Linked DNA regions of Homo sapiens: region 1 is linked to region 2. Evidence: chromatin contacts called from ENCODE Hi-C or POLR2A ChIA-PET data. All regions are on one chromosome and are shown on one strand. The core of a region is the stretch at or near the end of the contact, and the rest is flanking DNA. Distances in the headings are between cores, read along the strand shown.

Evidence for each region. Hi-C counts contacts between places; a loop is a spot of excess contacts on that map. ChIA-PET counts read pairs that join two places held with the same protein, here RNA polymerase II (POLR2A). Pooled maps may share reads with other maps.
Region 1: a loop to region 2 is called in a map of PC-9, with 7 times the contacts of the local background. The contact joins two enhancer-like sites. A Hi-C loop is called at or near these places in 8 of 168 maps with a recorded cell type or tissue (IMR-90, PC-3, PC-9 and 4 more) and 8 of 50 pooled maps. POLR2A ChIA-PET finds 5 or more read pairs at or near these places in 7 of 52 experiments (AG04450, H1, HEK293 and 3 more).

What each region holds. Positions count from the first base shown.
Region 1 is chr15:29,919,221-29,924,483 of GRCh38, forward strand. It overlaps a transcript of TJP1 not described here. Among named protein-coding and RNA genes, the nearest start is that of TJP1, 99 kb to the left of the region's middle. RefSeq lists an enhancer at 4,534-5,083. Within about 2 kb of position 1,536, at least 5 of the 41 ENCODE cell types and tissues checked have a DNase peak (open chromatin) inside an H3K27ac peak, as active enhancers do; they include PC-3, PC-9 and mammary epithelial cell, where a contact is called at or near this core.
Region 2 is chr15:29,840,323-29,845,602 of GRCh38, forward strand. It overlaps a transcript of TJP1 not described here. Among named protein-coding and RNA genes, the nearest start is that of TJP1, 20 kb to the left of the region's middle. Within about 2 kb of position 3,514, at least 4 of the 41 ENCODE cell types and tissues checked have a DNase peak (open chromatin) inside an H3K27ac peak, as active enhancers do; they include PC-3, PC-9 and mammary epithelial cell, where a contact is called at or near this core.

The DNA of each region.
Region 1 (5,263 bases), core at 286-2,785, 77 kb after region 2:
AAAAAGAGGCAAACAAGGTCTCCATCAGAGGAGAGGAGCAGAAAAGTCCCAGGAACAGGGGCAGCAGGCCCAGAGGGCATTAGGTTGGTGGGCACAAGGGCACAGGAGATGAAAGCTTCTGGCCTCACACTATGGGTCTGTAGCTTTGTTTCTGATTGATTCATGCAGTCATACAACAGTGTTTTTTGTCTATTATGTATCAGGCACTCTTCCCTTCTAAGTGCTGGGAACAGAGGTGAAAAAAACAAAAGTTCCTGTCCTGGTGCAGTTTTCATTCTAAGGCGGGAGAGGGACGATAAACAAATATACCTTGTTAGGTAATGTCCTATGAGGAAAATAAGCAGGGAAAAGGGATAGGGTGTAACCAGGTGGAGTGCTAGACTGGAAAGACCAGAGGTGACCTTGGAGACCTGAGTGCAGTGAGGGAGAGAGCCCTGGGCATTTTGGGGGTCTGGAGAGAGAGCTCTTAGGCAGAGGGACTTCAGGACCAGCTGCCCTCATCAGCCTGGCCTCCTGACAGGCATTCTCCAATGGACAAGATTTTCTCTTGCTCCCAGCCTGTTCATTTCTTCTGGACCCTCTGGGAAACAACTCTGCCTGGAGGCAGATGGCAGGGCTAAGCAGCCCCAATTACCACATGGCTGGGGCCCTATTGGGCCAGTCCTCTTTCCCCTTCCCAGTGGGGGAGATGACACAAGACTCTGCAAGAGAGATGGGACCCCAGAAGACAGAAAGGATGCAAGTGGTTGAGTGCTAAGGTGGTAAGTCCAGGCCCTGAAGCCATCTAGGCAGACACAACATCTGACACTTACACTGCTCTTTCTGTGCATTTTCACAAGCAAGAGAGGCAGAACAGGTACCACCATCATGCACAGATGCCGAAACTGGGGCACTGCCAGGTAAGGAACCTGCCCAGGGTCACAGAGCCTGTTAGTTACAGTACGAACTCTCACTGGGGCCTGCTTCAGAGACCAGTGCTAGGTCAAAACCAAACGTAAACATGTTTTTCTTGTTACTTTTCATGTTTTCCATACAGGTAAAAATAAAGCCCAAGTTGTAAGTGGTTCATGAGAACAGAAGATCTTTTTATTTAGCATTTCACAAAATATAAGGCTACTCCTCTTGAGACTTCACCTTGAGCTGTAATTTTCTAGCTACCCATGGGTCAGAGACAGGCACTAGAACTTGGTTAGACTTACTCCACCTCAGATTAGGAGCAATTACCGTTTGGGAAAAGAAAAGCAAACTGAAGGATGGAACAGTCTACCTAGAAGATGTTTCAATGATCGGATAACTAGCATTATGACTAGTTCCCCGCCAGAATATGCCGCCTCAGCCTTCCCTTCCAAACGCTGCAATCTCCTTTCCGTTACCTATCTTCGGGGTTGCAGTTTTGTTCTAAGAGCAGAGGAGCATTTGCATCTGCGGGGCGAAGGTGCTGAGTGGGAGGAGCGGCCACTGCATGCCCACAGAGGAAGCTGCTGTGACAGCCCTGCTGCTCCTGCTGAGCAAGGGAACTAGAGTGGCCCAGTCTCCACCTGGGTCTGGCTCCGTTCCCGAAGCTGATTCAGGAATTGAGTCATCATTCGCAACCTGAAGTCAAGGAACATCTTAATTAGATTTAAAACACTGTATTTCAATAATATCTAACAGTTTAAAAATACCCCCACATTTAACCCTCAGCATTCCTGCGTGAGGGAAACACAGTGGTGCCTGCAATTTACTTGAAATGAGTAAAACATGTGAAATGGACAGATGGATGGATCGGCAGATACGTGATAAAACAAAGTAAAAGAATAAAGGTAGAATTCAGGTATTGGATATATGAGCGTTCCCTGTAAAATTCTTTCAGCTTTGTTGTAGTTTTGAAATCTTCATAATAAAATGTCAGGGAGAGTGGGAGGGAGGGACTCTCCCATCATCCTGGATTATTTCAATATCCATGTGAATGATTAATTCAACAACCCAGCCTCAAGCTTCCTGGCCCTCTGAATGCCGGCACTCTCCCGTCACCTCCTGGACCTTACCTCACTTAAAACAGTCCTGCCTTGATCTTAAACTATCTCTTCAGACCAGATTCCTTTCATTCCAGCTCACTGCCTCATAGGTGCTTCCGCTTCAGGAAGGTATCTACACCTAAACCCTCCATTTCCCCGTGACTTCTGGTGCTTCTGTATCCAACAGAGATTTATCAGCCCCCTCAGCACCTTCCCTGCAAACCTGCAGGGCCAGCCACTGTCAGGGAAGAGGAACACAGGGGCAGGAAACAACCTCACAGCCCCTGCCTGCAGCAAGCTCATCTGGAGCTGAGAGTAGGGACGGAGGAGATGTGTGGGCACAGCTCTCACGGGGCTTTGCTGCCATGGTTCCTGTGGGCTTGCCTGTGCTTCTCTCCCCTGCTGGATCCCCTCTTTTCCACCGCTGCATCTTCCCGGATAGCTCAGTTTACTCTCATTTTGATGGATCATATTTTTCAACAGCTTAAACAGTTTTTATTATGAAGTATTTTAAACATAATCAAAAGAAGAGAGAATGGTATAATGAACCCACATATACCCATTCTCAACAGTAACAAGAGTCTGGCATATTTGCTTCATTATCCCATTTTTTTTCTTTTTCTTTCTTTCTTTTTTTTTTCTCCATGACGGAGTTTTGCTCTCGTTGCCCAGGCTGGAGTACAATGGCGCGATCTCGGCTCATTGCAACCTCCGCCTCCTGGGTTCAGGTGATTCTCCTGCCTGAGCCTCCCGAGTAGCTGGGATTACAGGCATGCACCACCCCGCCCAGCTAATTTTTCCATGTTTTTAGTAGAGACGGGGTTTCACCATGTTGATCAGGCCGGTCTCAAACTCCTGACCTTAGATGATCCATCCGCCCTAGGCTCCCAAAGTGTCGGGATTACAGGTGTGAGCCACCGCACCCGGACTTTTTCTTTTCATTCTTTGCTCAAGTATTTTAAAGGAACTCAGACTTCTTCAGTGTGCCTCTCTTAAACTCCAGGCCTGTAATCCCAGCACTTTGGGAGGCTGAGGTGAGAGAACTGCTTGAGTCTAGGAGTTTGAGACCAGCCTGGTCAACATAGTGAGGTCATGTCTCTACAGAAAATTTTTAATCTGTTTTCAAATGTATTTGCAGAGTTGTGCAAATTAAAATATAAGAAATTAATGCAAAGGTCAGCTAAAGTTGCTGTCTATTAATTTGATATTTAGTAGTTTTCATTTGTAAATTAACTAACTCTTAGACTGCAAATAAACATTTTTGTAAAGGGCTATGTTTTTAAGTTTCTAAGAAAATCTTCAGTTAGCAGTTTAGAGTCTTCTAAAATTAAAGTAGAAAGAAATAATTGGTGTGAAAATGCAAGGGTTAGCTGTGTTAGAAAATGTCTAATTGAGGGTTGTAAGTTTCTTCTATCTTGAGAAGAATAAATATTTTGAAGAGTAACATTGAAGGTGGCATGTTTAAAAGAAATTAAATGGTTATTATAAACCACAGGAAAAATAGTAGAAAGGAAATGGTAACAGAACAATCAAAGAAAAGCATAATGGGATAATAAACAGGTTAACAGTGTAATAATGATAATTAACAGTAACAAGATATTGTTAAAATTTTAATTAAACTTAAAGCAGCAGCAGGAAATACTGAAAAATAAAATACTTGGCTACATAAAAATGTACACTTCTACTTACTTCTAACCTTATAAATTCTAAAAGAAAAAACACAAATGGTAAAACACATATGAAAAAACTGTTTAATCTGAACAGTGCAAAAAATGCTAACAATAACACTAATGAACAATTTTTCACACTGCAAATCACCACAGATTAAGAAGACTGACATTTTTAGTGTGATGAAGACAAGTTCCTTCCAGCTTTTGGGAAGGCAGAGTGGCACTCTGTGTCAAAATGTAAACTGACCATACCCCTTCACCCACCAAATCTATTTCTAGAAATTCACCCACAAAAGACAATCACATAAATGTTCAAAGATCTATCTATTGAAGCAGTTTTCAAAAGAGTGAAGATTAGGAAAGACTTATCCACTAATAATGGATAGGGTAAATAAACAGGTACATTCACAAAAATGACTACTGCTACAGTCACTGAAAATGTAAGGATGCTGGAGAAAGTCACATAATAAAGAAAATCAGTGCCACTATAATTCATGATCACTGCTCCCAAATGGGTCCTCAATTCCCTTTCTCTAACCGCAGACTCACAGGCCCTTCTGCTGATGTGATATAAGCTCTCCTATCAGCAATAAACAGGAATGAAGTATTGATACATGCTACAACATGGATGAACCTTAAAAACAGCATGCAAAGTCAAAGACCAGACACAAAGGACCATATATTATATGATTCTATTTACATGGAATATCCCAAATAGGAAAATCTATAAAGACAGTAGATTAGTGGTTGCAGACTTGGGATGGAGGTAGTAGGGGGTGACAGCTGGTAATGAAAATACTCTAAACATGACTGTGGTGATGGATGCATATTCAACTCTATGCATGTAGTAGTATATTCAACTCTGTGAATATAATACAAGCCACTGAATTGTACACTTTAAATGAGTGCATTGTATGGCATTTAAATTCTCTCAATAAAGCTGTTAAAAACCAAAAGCTCTCCCATATGTGGAATGTTTGCGTGACCCCTGCCACCTGAGTACCCTCATGCTTACAGCTAAACATGCCTATGTGTTATTCTAATGTGTGTGAGTTTCACCACTGGCATGCAACAAATCAGCTCTATATTCATTTGTTACTCCACCTTTCTAAAAAGCTATCTGACATATTGACAGTACATAATGACAGCTAAAATTTCTTATCCTTTAATTCAGAGGTGATCTTTTTGAAACCTTTAATAAGGAAATACAAAAACTAAATCTGTCACCCAAACTGGAGTTCAGTGGCACAATCACTGCTCACTTCAGCCTCAACCTCTCTGGGCTCAAATGATCCTCCCACCTCAGTCTCCCAAGTAGCTGAGACTACAGGCACACGCCACCACACCTAGCTAATTTTTGTAGAGACAGGGTTTTGCCATGTTCCTCAGGCTGGTCTCAAAACTCTGAGATGGGCTCAAGTGATCTGCCCATCTCGGCCTCCCAACATGCTGGGATTACACGGATGAGCCACCATGCTCAGCCAATAATTTTTATAATTGGAAAAAACTGCAAAAAATCTAAATGTTTAACAGTAGAAGAATCAATAAACCATAATATGCCCATACAAGAGATAGCAAAAAGACATTAAAATGTTT
Region 2 (5,280 bases), core at 2,264-4,763:
CCTCTCTCTTATGAATTTTCTAGAAGTTTTATAGTTTCACATGTAAGTTTGTCCATCATTTTTAAACACTCTGAAGAGATGTTATTAAGTTAAACGTCTCTTTCTCAGGTTGGGCAAGAGGGAAGAAATGTAGGTGAGGATAGACGAAGGGGCGATAAGAAAGGGTGACGGAAGACAGGCTCGGCAGACTTTCCCGTGAGAGAAATGCTCCAGACAGCACCCTGTTCCTCCAGGAGCTGAATCTTGGGCATGGATTCTCCCTACCCCATCCCCGCCCATCCTGCCCACAACACTGCCCCAGGACACGCCTCCTGAGGCCAGGCAGCCTCCATCTTTATGTGGCCAAAGGGGGTCTAGGTAGTTGTCAGCTTCAGCTTCTGGAAAGAGACCAGCTGCTGTATCCAGTGGGTCCCAGTGGTTTGCTTAGATAGGATGCCACTCACTATGCCAGGTGTTTGGGATAGAAGAAAGAATAACTGGAAGGTCTCAGTATTCAAAGAACCTACAGTCCAGAGAAGGACACAAAATAAGAAAGAAGAGAGCAAGGGCTAAGGGTACAGGTAGGAGAGAGAAGCAGAAAAGGGGAGCATAACTGAGACTTCGGGAAGGCTTTCCTAGGAGATAGCACTGTAGATGTGTGGCTATCTGAAATTGCAAACTGTGAACCAGAGAATAAGAGTTCCTGCATTTCAAAGTCCTTGAAGTAGATTTCAAAGGGTACCAGTTTGAGGGCTGCTCTTCTAAAAATAGGACACTGGCATTTCCCATGAGCAACAAGAACTCACAAGAAGGTGGAATGTGACTGGATAAGGCTGACAACAAGGGGAAGCAAGCCTGACATTCTCCCCACCAGCCTGGAAGTCTGGGCCTTAGCAAATGTGAAAGGCTAGGGTTCAAGCTGAAACCCCGTGTCCTTATGTAACCTAGACGAGGCTGCAGTTTAGTTGGGCTAGGCTACGGCCAAAAGCTTACCAAGCAGAAATTCAGGGGGAAAATATTTCAGCAAAAATATTTAACCCACTGAAAATAATTTATACTTGTTCATATGTTTACAAACAACCTGCTGATTAAAATGGCTCTTAACTACTCATTAAAAGGAGGCCCACCCTTCAGGACCTATACTTTGCAACACTTAGTTACTATTTAATTGGAGATACAGTATAAGCAAAAATATGAAAAGGCTGCATTTCTTTATATGCTATAATTTTACTTTGTGATGATTCTAACTTTCTCTGCCCTCAATTAGTCTGATTTAGTGATGTCTTGTCATGTATAGGCTATAAAATCCTGATGCTGTTTCTCAACTTGCCAGTCAGAATAGCAGGATTAATAAATTCTCAAGATTTTTAAAAGATCAAAATTGGAGCCCCTGTTTTTTTCCTTCCTTCCTCCTCCTCCCTCCCTCCCCTCCTTTTTCCTTCCTTTCTTCCCTGATTTTTAGTAACATTTATCATAAAAAATACAACCTATATATTTCTTGACCATAACTTACATGTGATTGAGAAGCATCGAATTAGAGTTTGTGGTCTCTGTCTTCCAATATCTTGTATGTACTATACATAATAAAGTTGGTTCATCATCATAACTGGGGCTTTTTAAAGCCAGAACCCCATCAAGAATTCCCATAAGTAGGAACATTTCCAGAAGTGGTAGGGTACAGTAAGATTTTTTGATCTGCTGGTAAACGCTGACGGGGATACCCACTTAGGCTATTTTATTTTGAAAGAGCGATGAAAATTTGAGCAAATGATAGCTTCCAGATACAGTAAGTCCTCACTTAACATCATTGATAGAGTCTTAGAAACTGCCACTTTAAGTGAAACGACGTATAACAAAAGCAGTTGTATCATAGGTTCATTGATATAAACAAGAGTTAAGTTCCTGGAGCGTATTTCTGGCCATGAAAACATCACCAAACTTCTAAATAAAAGCCCCAAACGCTTCTAACTATTAAGCATTGAAATAAATGTGAGCTATACATACATTTAAGAAAGATTAATAAGAACAAGTAAGATAGCTATTTACTCAATTCTTCCATTATCAGGAATAATTAATTGAGTCTGCCAGATCGTGTCCCAACAGCTCAGGGTGCAAGGAGGGAACCAACCCTGGACAGTATGCCATCCCCCACCGCAGGTGCACCCACACACACCCACACTCACACTGGGACCAAGCAGACACCATGGTTCACCTCACATGCACGGCTTTGCAATGTGGGAGGAAACCAGAGTACCTGCAGAAACCTACAGAGACATGGGGAGACCATGCAAACTCCACACAGACAGTGGCCCCGCGCCAGGAATTGCTTTCTAGTCAATGTTGTAAGAAAATGACATTGAATGAAATGATGTTATTCAAGAACCTGCTGTAAAGGAAGGCCAATATATGATCAGAAGTGCACATCTCTAATGAAGAAATCAGGAAGAGCCATTTTGCTTTCCCTTAACCCTGCTGCCCCCAGGTAACAATAGTAAGTTTCCTTCAGTTACCCCTTTCTTTTCCACATAGAAGAAGGAAATTTCACTTTTGAAATGTTGAATTATCCTGTTTTCACGCAAGCAAAGTTGCATAATGGTCTTGGCTTTGCCAGCTACATGGTGTCTACAGGTGGACAAAATGCCTATTTCTGTGTCCTTACCAATAAAAATGGGATAATCACTGATTTTTTTAAAAAGTCATTGCTATAAAGATTAAAACGAACTCCTGTATGAGAAAGTAAATAAAACCACTAAAAAATATGAGTAAAAATGCTCATTTTGTAACCAAATGATTCTTTATGTCCCTTTTATTTTGTCCTGCTATTTGCTATTGATTGCTGTTCCTATCTTTGACTTTTCTTTCTGTTTTTTTTCTTTTTTCTTTTCTTTTTTTTTTTCTTTTTTTGAGACGGAGTTTCGCTCTTGTTGCCCAGGCTGGAGTGCAATGGCGCAATCTCGGCTCACTGCAACATCCGCCTCCCGGGTTCAAGCGATTTTCCTGACTCAGCCTCCTGAGTTAGCTGGGATTACAGGTGCCCACCACCACACCTGGCTAATTTTGTATTTGTAGTAGAGACGGGGTTTCTCTATGTTGGTCAGGCTGGTCTCGAACTCCCAACCTCAGGTGATCCGCCAGCCTCAGCCTCCCAAAATGCTGGGATTACAGGCGTGAGCCACCGTGCCCAGCCTACCTTTGATTTTTCTATCAATGCAAAGTTGGAGGAGTTAAGCAACCATTCCTAAGATGAAGAAAGTTATCTTCTAGACCAAATTCAATTTTCAGCAGTAAGGAACAGACAAAAAATCCTCTTCCCCTGCCCCACAGCTTCCATTGTACTAGAAAAACACAGACAACAAATAAAACAAATAAGAAAAATATGTGAAATGTTCAATGGTAGTAAGTGCTAGAGAGGAAAAACTAAGTGAAGAAAGTGAAGGAGGAGGATAGGGCATCTGTGGGGAAGGCAGGGGACGGCTCAATCTATGGATTCAGGAAGGGTGTGGTCTGCGTGCTCCCAGTGTGAGTGTGGGTGTGTGGGCTGGAAGAGGCCAGGGAGTGAGTCACATGTACATCCAGGAAAATGCTTCCAGGCAGAAGGGACAGTAACCACAAGGTGGGAGAGGCCTTGATGTATCTGAGGACAGCTGGAGATCAGTGGGCTGAAGCAGAGTGAGAATTGAAGGGGAGGAGAGCAAAGAAGCAGCAGAGCTGGGCTAGGGTGGGCAGAGCACCAGAGTGACTGTTTTTTTGTGTGTTGTTTTGAAACAGAGTCTTGCTCTGTCGCCCAGGCTGGAGCCTTGAGACGGAGTCTCCCTCTGTCTCCCAGGCTGCAGTGCGCGGCTCACTGCAACCTCCTCATCTCGGGTTGAAGCGCTTCTCCTGCCTCAGCCTCCCGAGTAGCTGGGACTACAGGCATGCATCACCACGCCGGCGGATTTTTGTATTTTAGTAGAGACAGGGTTTCATCATGTTGGCCAGGCTGATCTCGAACACCTGACCTCAAGTGATCTACCCTCCTCAGCCTCCCAAAGTTCTGGGATTACAGGCATGAGCCACTGCACCCGGCCCACAGTGGCTGTTCTAACAGAAACGCTGCTGCTGTGCAGAGAAGGAAGGCAAGAGCAAGGGTGGACACAGGCCAGTGAGGTGGCACCAGCAGTGACCCAGGGATGAGGTCATAGCAGCCTGGACCAGACAGCATCAGTGGATGTGCTGCTGGACTCCAGACACATGGTGAAGGCAGAGCTGACAAGATGCGAGGGTAGACTGGATGCATGGTATGGAGAAAGCGGGGAGTCAAGATTTTTTATCTGAGCAACTAGAAGGACAGCACAGCCATCTAGTAAGATGGTAAAGACTTCTGGAAAAGCAGGTTTTGGAGGCTGATGTCAGGAGCAAGTTTGGGGCACGTTATATGTGAGTCATGTATTACATATCCACCTAGAAATGTTGAGTAGGCAATTGGTGAGATCAATCTGGACTTAAGGAGAAATATTCAGGTTGGAGGTACAAATAATCATCAATTTAAGATGCTATTTGAAGCCATGAGGAGGGGCTAGCTCACAAAGCAGGGTGCAGATACCAAGAAGAGATCCAAGACCAGGCTTTGGGCATGCCAATGGTAAGAGGTTTGGGAGAAGTGGCAATGGTGACTAAGTTTGAGTGGACAGTAAGACAGAGTATGGCATCTTGGAAGCCAACTGCAGAACATGTTTGAAAAAGGAACTGATTGACCGTGACCTGTGTCAAATGCTATTGTTAGGCTAAGAAGATGATAACAGAAAAATGACCAAAATGGATACTCCCAAGCCCTCAAACAAAGTATGCTAAAGCAGTTTTTAATGTTTTAATAAGGTCTTAAGTTTAAGATGAGAATTTGCACAAATATTTATATCCTCTCCTAAATCTCACTAAAATGACCCTAAAAATAAGAAAGGATAAAGACAATATTGGTCAGGCTATGTCTCTTCCTCTCTCTTCCCTAAACTCTAAACAGATGCTGGGATTAATTCAAAGATGGATTTTCCAGCTTAAACTGACTATTCATCCCAGGAAATCCAGAGGAATGGAAGCCCCAGAGATACAAAAGGAAATACGAAACCTCCCAGGACTCCAGCAGGTTTGTGAGGAGATAACAATATAGGTGGAGTGACAAGAAGACACACATAAAAAGTCAAGCAAAATAAAGAAGACAAATGTCAATTTACAAAATAAATTGTACTGGCTGGGCGCAGAGGATCACACCTGTAATCCCAGCACTTTGGGAGGCAGAGGCGGGCAGATCACGAGGGCAAGAGATCG